Regions from separate parts of the Homo sapiens genome. Here region 1 is linked to region 2. The links are chromatin contacts, found by Hi-C or POLR2A ChIA-PET in ENCODE. All regions are on one chromosome and are shown on one strand. The core of a region is the stretch at or near the end of the contact, and the rest is flanking DNA. Distances in the headings are between cores, read along the strand shown.

Evidence for each region. A loop is a pair of places that touch in the nucleus more often than their neighbours do. ChIA-PET counts read pairs that join two places held with the same protein, here RNA polymerase II (POLR2A). Pooled maps may share reads with other maps.
Region 1: a loop to region 2 is called in a map of endothelial cell of hepatic sinusoid, with 3 times the contacts of the local background. The contact joins two enhancer-like sites. A Hi-C loop is called at or near these places in 1 of 168 maps with a recorded cell type or tissue (endothelial cell of hepatic sinusoid) and 8 of 50 pooled maps. POLR2A ChIA-PET finds 5 or more read pairs at or near these places in 1 of 52 experiments (activated CD4-positive, alpha-beta T cell).

Annotation. Positions count from the first base shown.
Region 1 is chr13:40,147,717-40,151,393 of GRCh38, forward strand. The region is part of intron 1 of LOC124903162; the gene reads right to left. Among named protein-coding and RNA genes, the nearest start is that of LINC00332, 32 kb to the right of the region's middle. Within about 2 kb of position 2,000, at least 8 of the 41 ENCODE cell types and tissues checked have a DNase peak (open chromatin) inside an H3K27ac peak, as active enhancers do.
Region 2 is chr13:40,024,241-40,028,018 of GRCh38, forward strand. No RefSeq gene overlaps it. Among named protein-coding and RNA genes, the nearest start is that of LINC00332, 160 kb to the right of the region's middle. Within about 2 kb of position 2,156, at least 2 of the 41 ENCODE cell types and tissues checked have a DNase peak (open chromatin) inside an H3K27ac peak, as active enhancers do.

The DNA.
Region 1 (3,677 bases), core at 750-3,249, 120 kb after region 2:
TGTGTCATTAGTCTTAGTACCTTGTTTCAAAATTATCAGTCAAGAAATGCACACAGATGGGACATATTTCAGATTATTTCCATTGTCACTCAACTTTCAGCATATATAATCACTTACACAGAAAAGGCCCTTATCCCTTCCTTGTTTTCCCTCGCCCACTCCATGCCCAATGTGCCTGCTCTCACCTCTGACTCCTGTGCTGATTCCAGGGCCATGGGCAGTCTTGACCTTCATTCTTCCCTAGAAAGTACCTTAAGGGCAGGGACCATAGCCTTCCTAGCTTTTTATTCTTTTTAGTGTCTGGGTCTTCAACTAGGAGGACCTTCCCACTCTTTTCTGAGTAGAATGCTTGCCTTAACTCTGGCAACTTAAAAAATGAACTATTGATTTCATGAGCTGAGATCTTTGAAGATTTTCAAAGTCTCAGAACCACTTCCCAGTCAGAGAAGTTCAAAGAATGAATTCATCGACTGGCTTATTCTGCTCAGACATCATTTCCACTTCAGTCAGGAGAGGCTGGGGAAAGGTTGCTCACTGGGGAGCTTTCACCTCTTCACAGACTGTCTGATATCAGAGGAAGGGAACTTCCCCATAGTGTTCCCACGTCAGAACACTTGAATACCATGAACATAAAACTCTCCCTCCTGACGGGCCCTGAGTGGACCCAATTCTTGCTCTTACAGCGAGGGACCCTGTGGCATGGAGCAGTAAACTGTGTTGTGCCACAGGACCCTGTGTGGGGAAGCCTGGTGCCACATCCTGGAAACTGTTTTCTTTCTGCATTGAGATGTATGGGATCCTGTTAAGGCAGAATCAAAGCTTACGCTAGCTTCTCTAGGGAGGTCTCACTCCCTGTGCTTCATGACTCCTTCCAGATTCTCTTCCTTCCTTATGTATTACAACAAATTATAATTTATCCTCAGGTTTTAAAGGTGGATCTGGTGCTACCTAAATGTCAAGTAATGTCATTAATGTCAATTAATGATGATGTAGAGTCCTTACACCAGCACAAGAAAGCCAATGAACAAGTAAGAGTTAAGAAAACTCCCCACAGCACATTAATTAAGAAAGCCAGGCTATGTAAAATGTTATTTTGAAAGAAGCCATTTTCTGCAGTGACATAAAATTTCATAGGCTGTTCTGGGCCTCCAGATAGGACCCATGTAATAAGGCATCTCTGCCAAACCAGCCAGAAAACAGGGAAGTGAGACAGCCATGGGTCAGAACCCATAGATATAGGAATGGAAAACTCCAGAGAGCCCTCCTCTAAGATGTAAAGCCACCAATCGACAGACAGCCTGCCATATACAGGAAAGCTGTCAGTCATCTTTACTAAATAGGGAGGATACAACTTCCCTCCCCTCCAGGCCATAGAAAACTCAAATTCTTTACAAGTGTTTTTGAGATTCACATACAAAATTATCAATGACACCATCAAAATGGATGCCTGCAGATCTTACAAACAAACTAGAAGCTAGCCTCATGGTTGCTCAGAAATGAGGGCATTTAGGCAAAGCTGGGAACTGAAGATTTGAGCAGGTGTGGGTCAGACCCTGGTGCTCAAAATAAATATTCTGCCCCAGAAGCTCTGGACTGGAAGGGAGGGACCCAAGTTCTCTGAAAGGACAACAGTGCCACAGCCAAACAGCTCAAGCAGTTTGCTGTCAATTAACCACCCCCTGTGTAATTTCAGGAAAATTTATTCTGTAAATTACAGACATTTTTGACACTTAACTCAGCAAAAAACAGTTGTCCAACAATGATTTTATGTCCAAATAAACCTGTCATCTTTATTCTTGGCCTTTTCCTTCCCTCGTACAGAAAATAAAAAGGATCCAGATATTTTCCAAGAGAAAATAAACTCCTAAAGCTGAAAGATTTGAGTTTTCAAGTTTGGTTAAAATGCTGAGTCCAAAAAGGGGGTTCTCAAGTTGGCACAGTGCTTCCCTCCCACATCCCTACTTAATCACCACCAACTCCAGAGGCTGTGACTCAGAGAATGTGTGAGCCCAAGCCTCGTCTCATAAACACAGCATTTCCAGGCCCCATGTTCTCCATTCTTTGCTAGCACAGTGCAACTCAGGGTCAGGGCAAATAAGGTAAGAAGACCATTTGAGTTCAACTTCTGAAGCTGTTCTTTTCTCTGCTAAAGTTTAGGTAGAAGCCAAAAGAGCTGTTTTCTCTATTGTCTCAAACTAAACTGCTGACAACAAAGAAGTATGAGCACTTGGCAGAATTTCAAACTCCAACAATAAGCAAACTGCACGAGGAGATTGTTTTGTGTTGCTTTTCTGTGGCTCTCCTTTTTCTACCGTGGGATGTTCCAGAAAGCTGTGGGCACTCTGTCCGTGCCCACTCCCAGCAGCTCACGGAGCACATCCAGGAATAGGTGGACTCCCTCCCCTAGGATGGGCCCACTGCTGACCCACCTGCTCCAGGAACTGTGATTGGAATACATTATCGAGATTTATGAGAGTCAAGAATAACTGAAAACCCTAGTAGGAGTGGAGAGGCATGAGGTAGAATTGAGAAGCTGCCACCTCCCCTTTTTTTTTTTTTTTTTTTTTGAGACAGAGTCTCTCTCTGTCACCCAGGCTGGAGTGCAGTGGCGTGATCTCAGCTCACCACAACCTCTGCCTCCCGGGTTCAAGCGATTCTCCTGCCTCAGCCTCCCAAGTAGCTGGGATTACAGGTGCCTACCACCACACCTGGCTAATTTGTTTGTATTTTCAGTAGAGACAGAGTTTCACTATCTTGGTCAGGCTGGTCTCAAACTCCTGACCTCAGGTAATCCACCCACCTTGGCCTCCCAAAGTGCTGGGATTACAGGCATGAGGCACTGCACCTGACCTCCCCTCTCTTTTTTTAACCTCCATTTTTCTCTCGATGTCTAGGGCTGTAATGGTTTGTTTCTACCCGCAACATTCATTCACTCAACATTACACCTTCCTTCCACCCTCCCTCCTCTGTTTCCCCCATGACCCAGGTCTTTTCCTTTACCTGTCTTCTACCAGATCTTCCTATGGTGTGCACCATTTCCTTTGGGCTCTGTCATCACTCCGTGACAACCAGGTTATCTGAGAGAATAATTTCTGCTAATGTGCCAAGAGAATATATGTGCCTGTTGGGTTCCTTCTGGAGAAGATGGTATTTTTAAGTATGGATGACCAAGGACTGGGATTCTAAAGGGGCTGGACAAGATTAGTCAAGTAACTGTAAGCCAACTGAAATGAATTTGAATGAAAGAAGGAGTTAATTGGCTTATGTGACTGGGAAGGGTGGGGGTGGGGTGGCTGGAGGAACCCCGTCGGGACCTGCACTGACTCCCATCACAGCTCTGCCGGTGTGTTGTCACAGTTCTTATGAGCTTTTCCACTTCGCTGGGGCCAGAGCTATACTTCCAGGACCACACATCCTTATAGCTCCCATCAAGAGAAAAGATGTCTCTTTCCTGGAGTCTGGAAAGAAGGACTTTCATTGGTACGGCCTTGAATCACATGCTCATCCCTGGACCAATTCCTGTGGCCAGGAGATTTAGCCTGTGTCCTCATTTGCTATTGCTGCCGTAACAAATTATCACAGGCTTATTAGCTTACAACAAAACACATGTATTACCTCATGATTCTGAAGGTCAAACCATATTAGGGTCTCCCTAGACTAAAATCCAGGTGTCAGAA
Region 2 (3,778 bases), core at 906-3,405:
AACCTAGGTAGAAGACCATAAGAAGTGTATAGAAGAGGAAAACTCTAAGAGGAAACACTACCAAGGTTCATGTTGAAAGGAATACTGAGTCAATGTTATTCTAGGCAATACACACAAATTTCAACTTAGAAACTGGCAGGTTGATTATATTTTTCAGATGAGCAAAGTGCATACTTTCAGAATGATGGGAGACTATTTCAACATTAATTTTAACAGGTCTTCTTTATTGATGAAAAAATGCCAGGCTCACCCAGACTGAGCTGAACCACCACCATTTGATCTGGAAAGAACACATGCTCAAGGGACCAGGCCACTCCCTGGTGAGCCAGCCTGTATTTTGGGGAAGAGATGGTTTATTTGTTAAATGATATGGCATGAGCCACAAATCTATTAGATTTTTTGCTCTGCTTTATTGCAGATTATTTGGGCAAACTCCACTACCCCTTTCTGAAAGCCATGAAGCATCCACAGCCAGCCAGCCTTCACAGTGCAAGAAAGAAATACTTGACATAGTCAAGCCTGAATCAGGAGTCAGCAACTCAGGTTTCAAACTGACTTTGGCAATTTCCTGACAACTCTTTGCCTTCATTTTCCTATCTGTGAAACAGTTTTGCTCATTTTGCTACCCTTAGAATAAATTCTACAATGTCTATGAATCGATTTAAGCCCCTTCCTAGAATGACAACTACAGGAGGCTGCTTCAAGGGTGTTCGTGTAGCCCAAACCTCCCTTTTCTGAAAGAAATGCCTCCCCCTGCACAGGACTGGACACCAGGAGCCAGATCACTCAAATGATGCTAGCCCCTGGCCATAGTTAGCTGAGTCAAAGGTGGATCAAGGAAGCCAATCTCTAATTAAGCTGGACCTACTAGTGTCTGTCTCTCTTGGGACAGGTCAGTTGGTTGGGAGCCTGAGACTGGGGAACGATGCAGAGACAAGGGTTAGGCAACACATTTCTGACACTCTTCCAGAAAATCAGGAAAAAACAGTCTGCGAAGAGAGAAAAATAATGCTGATATCCAGAGAGAAGTGGGGATGAGCAGCTGCTTGACCCCCAGGGAGTGATGCTGGGAGGCATTGCCTTGGTTCCTGACTCTACTCCAGGTCTTCATCCAGACCTTCTGCTCCTCTAACCTCATATCCTTTCAACAAATCCCACTTTTTAGCAAACACTCCTTGGTGAGTTTCTGCTACTTGGAACCAAACGATCCCAAGCCTGAAATCACATACTCCTCTGAGTTGCCTATCTCAGAAAAGCTAGCAATGTCATTGACAGATAAGGTCCTTTGCAGGAACACTGTTGCAGCTGGAGGTCATTATCCTAACTGAGTTAGTGCAGGAACAGAAAACTAAATATCATATGTTCTCACTCATAAGTGGGAGCTAAACATCGCATACTCATGGACATAAAGATAGGAATAATAGATGCTGGTGACTACTAGATGGGGGAGGGAGGTCACCAAGGGCTGAGGAACTAACTGTTGGGTACTATGCTTAGTACCTGGGTGATGGGATCATTCATACCCCAAACCTCAGCATCACGTAATATACCCATGTAACAAGCCTGCACATGTACCCTCTGAATCTAAAATACAAGTTGAAATTATTTTTAAAAAAGGATTATTAACAAGACCTTTTTATTTAAAAAAAATTCTTTAACATTCTTTCAGAACAAAACATTAGCATCCAGCTTGTTCTTGGACATTCTTGTCTGTTAAGGTTGAGCCCATTTAGGCAAATTACCCTAACATGAAACTGAGCAGAATTCTCAACAGAAATCCAGGGCTCAGCTATTAGTAGAGTTTTAATTTTTGTTATAGCATTGAAAGATGACCATTCTCAAACCACTACACAGCTAAGCTGGGTTTTGACTCCTTGACAACTGCATAGCAAATTGGTCCACATGAGGAATTCTGGCTCTATTAATCAGCTGTGGCTGCTCCATGTCAGTGGGTAAAATGCGGATGTCATTCAGGGTGCAGATGGCCAATCCAAATGATGTTTTCAATGGCATGAAATGAGGCAAAAGAACTTGAAATTGAGATAAGAGCAGCCTACCACCACCGTCCAGCCTTCACTGGAGGTGTGAGAAGCCAGCCTGTTTCTGTTCACAGGGAATTTAGGTGAATCATGACCATTTCTGTCCGCGTGAGGTTGAAAGTGAAACCCTATTCAACCCTCAAGATTTGCTCAACCAAGGGCTGATTACGGTGGGAAGGAAAGAACAGAATTTACTCATCAATAGTCCTAGACCTGTAGGCAGAAACCTTTTCCTTTGTGGTATCTGGCTCATCATCATCAAAGAGTGTGTTTCTCTGTGTGTGTGTGTGTGTGTGTGTCTCTCTCTCTGCCTCTGGTCTTTCTCATTTTATCTCTGTGTGTATGTGTAAACACACACACATATAAAAACATATACATAAATTGTGTATATATAATACATATGTACAGTATATATGTATATATTATGCAGGGCCAAATGATTATTATCAAAGAGATTATTAAAAATGCTGTTTTATCCTGCAACTTCTCAAAGAGATGAAGCTTCCAAATTGATATCTACAAGAGGTGTTGTCCTGTAGGTGCTATGAAGCACTCATATTTCCCCACAGAAGAAGTGTGGTTAGTAGGAAAATGAAAGTATTTTGAATTTCTCTTCACTGGAACTTAAGGGGAAACCCAGGAGACGTGCCTTGCTTCTTTCCCCCATGGCTCCAGCTGAGGACACCCTGTCATCAGGACACGCCTGCCCCACAGAGCAGCTGCAGAGAGGACCCTTCCCATATCCCCGGCCTCCCCAGTCTGTTCTCCTGCTGACCCCTGCCTTGTTAGCTGGATAGCAGATGCTCCCTCATCTAGCCAGCGACAAGCAGAGGGCATTCTTCTAAGAAAAGTGCCAAGAATCATTCCTTCTCTAGAAATGTCACCAGAGTCCCATGTGAAACAATAATAGGGACATTGATTTAACATCTAGGCATTTTGATTTTAAGGGCTTGTACCTATGGTATTTGCTTATGCTGGGGCTTCCTGAGTCCCTAAATAACCTTTCCAGTCATTTGGGGCTGAGTGATGATCAACAATGTATCGCAAACAGGACTTCTCATCAGTTTATTAAAAATTCATCCATCTTGGAAGATCAGTCAACTTCAACATAAGAAGATCCATTTTTGGGGATCTGACTTAGCTCACAAGTAAAGTGGGCTTTCTGGAAAGTGAGTGCGTAAATGGCCAAATGTAACATAAACTCCAGTGAGCTGTGCAAGCCACTCACTGGAGCAGATTGCTCAGTGGCCACTCATTCTGATAATTAATGAGTCTTATTTTGAACTGCAGTGACATCGTATAAACATGGATGTTTTTTCCTTCTACTTTATTAAGAAGGAAGAAAATAAATTAAACCTCCTGGCAACAAATGAATGAATATGTTATATTTTTTAATATCCACAGCCTTACCCACAGAAAGTTTATTATATGATGGGCTCTCAAAATGAATTTTAATATATGCCTTTGGATCATTTATCTTACAATTATCACCACAGGGATTTTCATGGAAAAATAACATTTTCTGGCCAGGCATGGTGGCTCACACCTATAATCCCAGCACTCTGGGAGGCTGAGGCAGGCAGATCACCTGAGGTCAGGAATCCAAGACCAGCCTGGCCAACATAGTGAAACCCTGCCTGTACTAAAGTTACAAAAAGTAGCCAGTGTGGTGGCAGGCACCTATAATCCCAGCTACTCAGGAGGCTGAGGCAGGAGAATCGCTTGAACCCGAGAAGCAG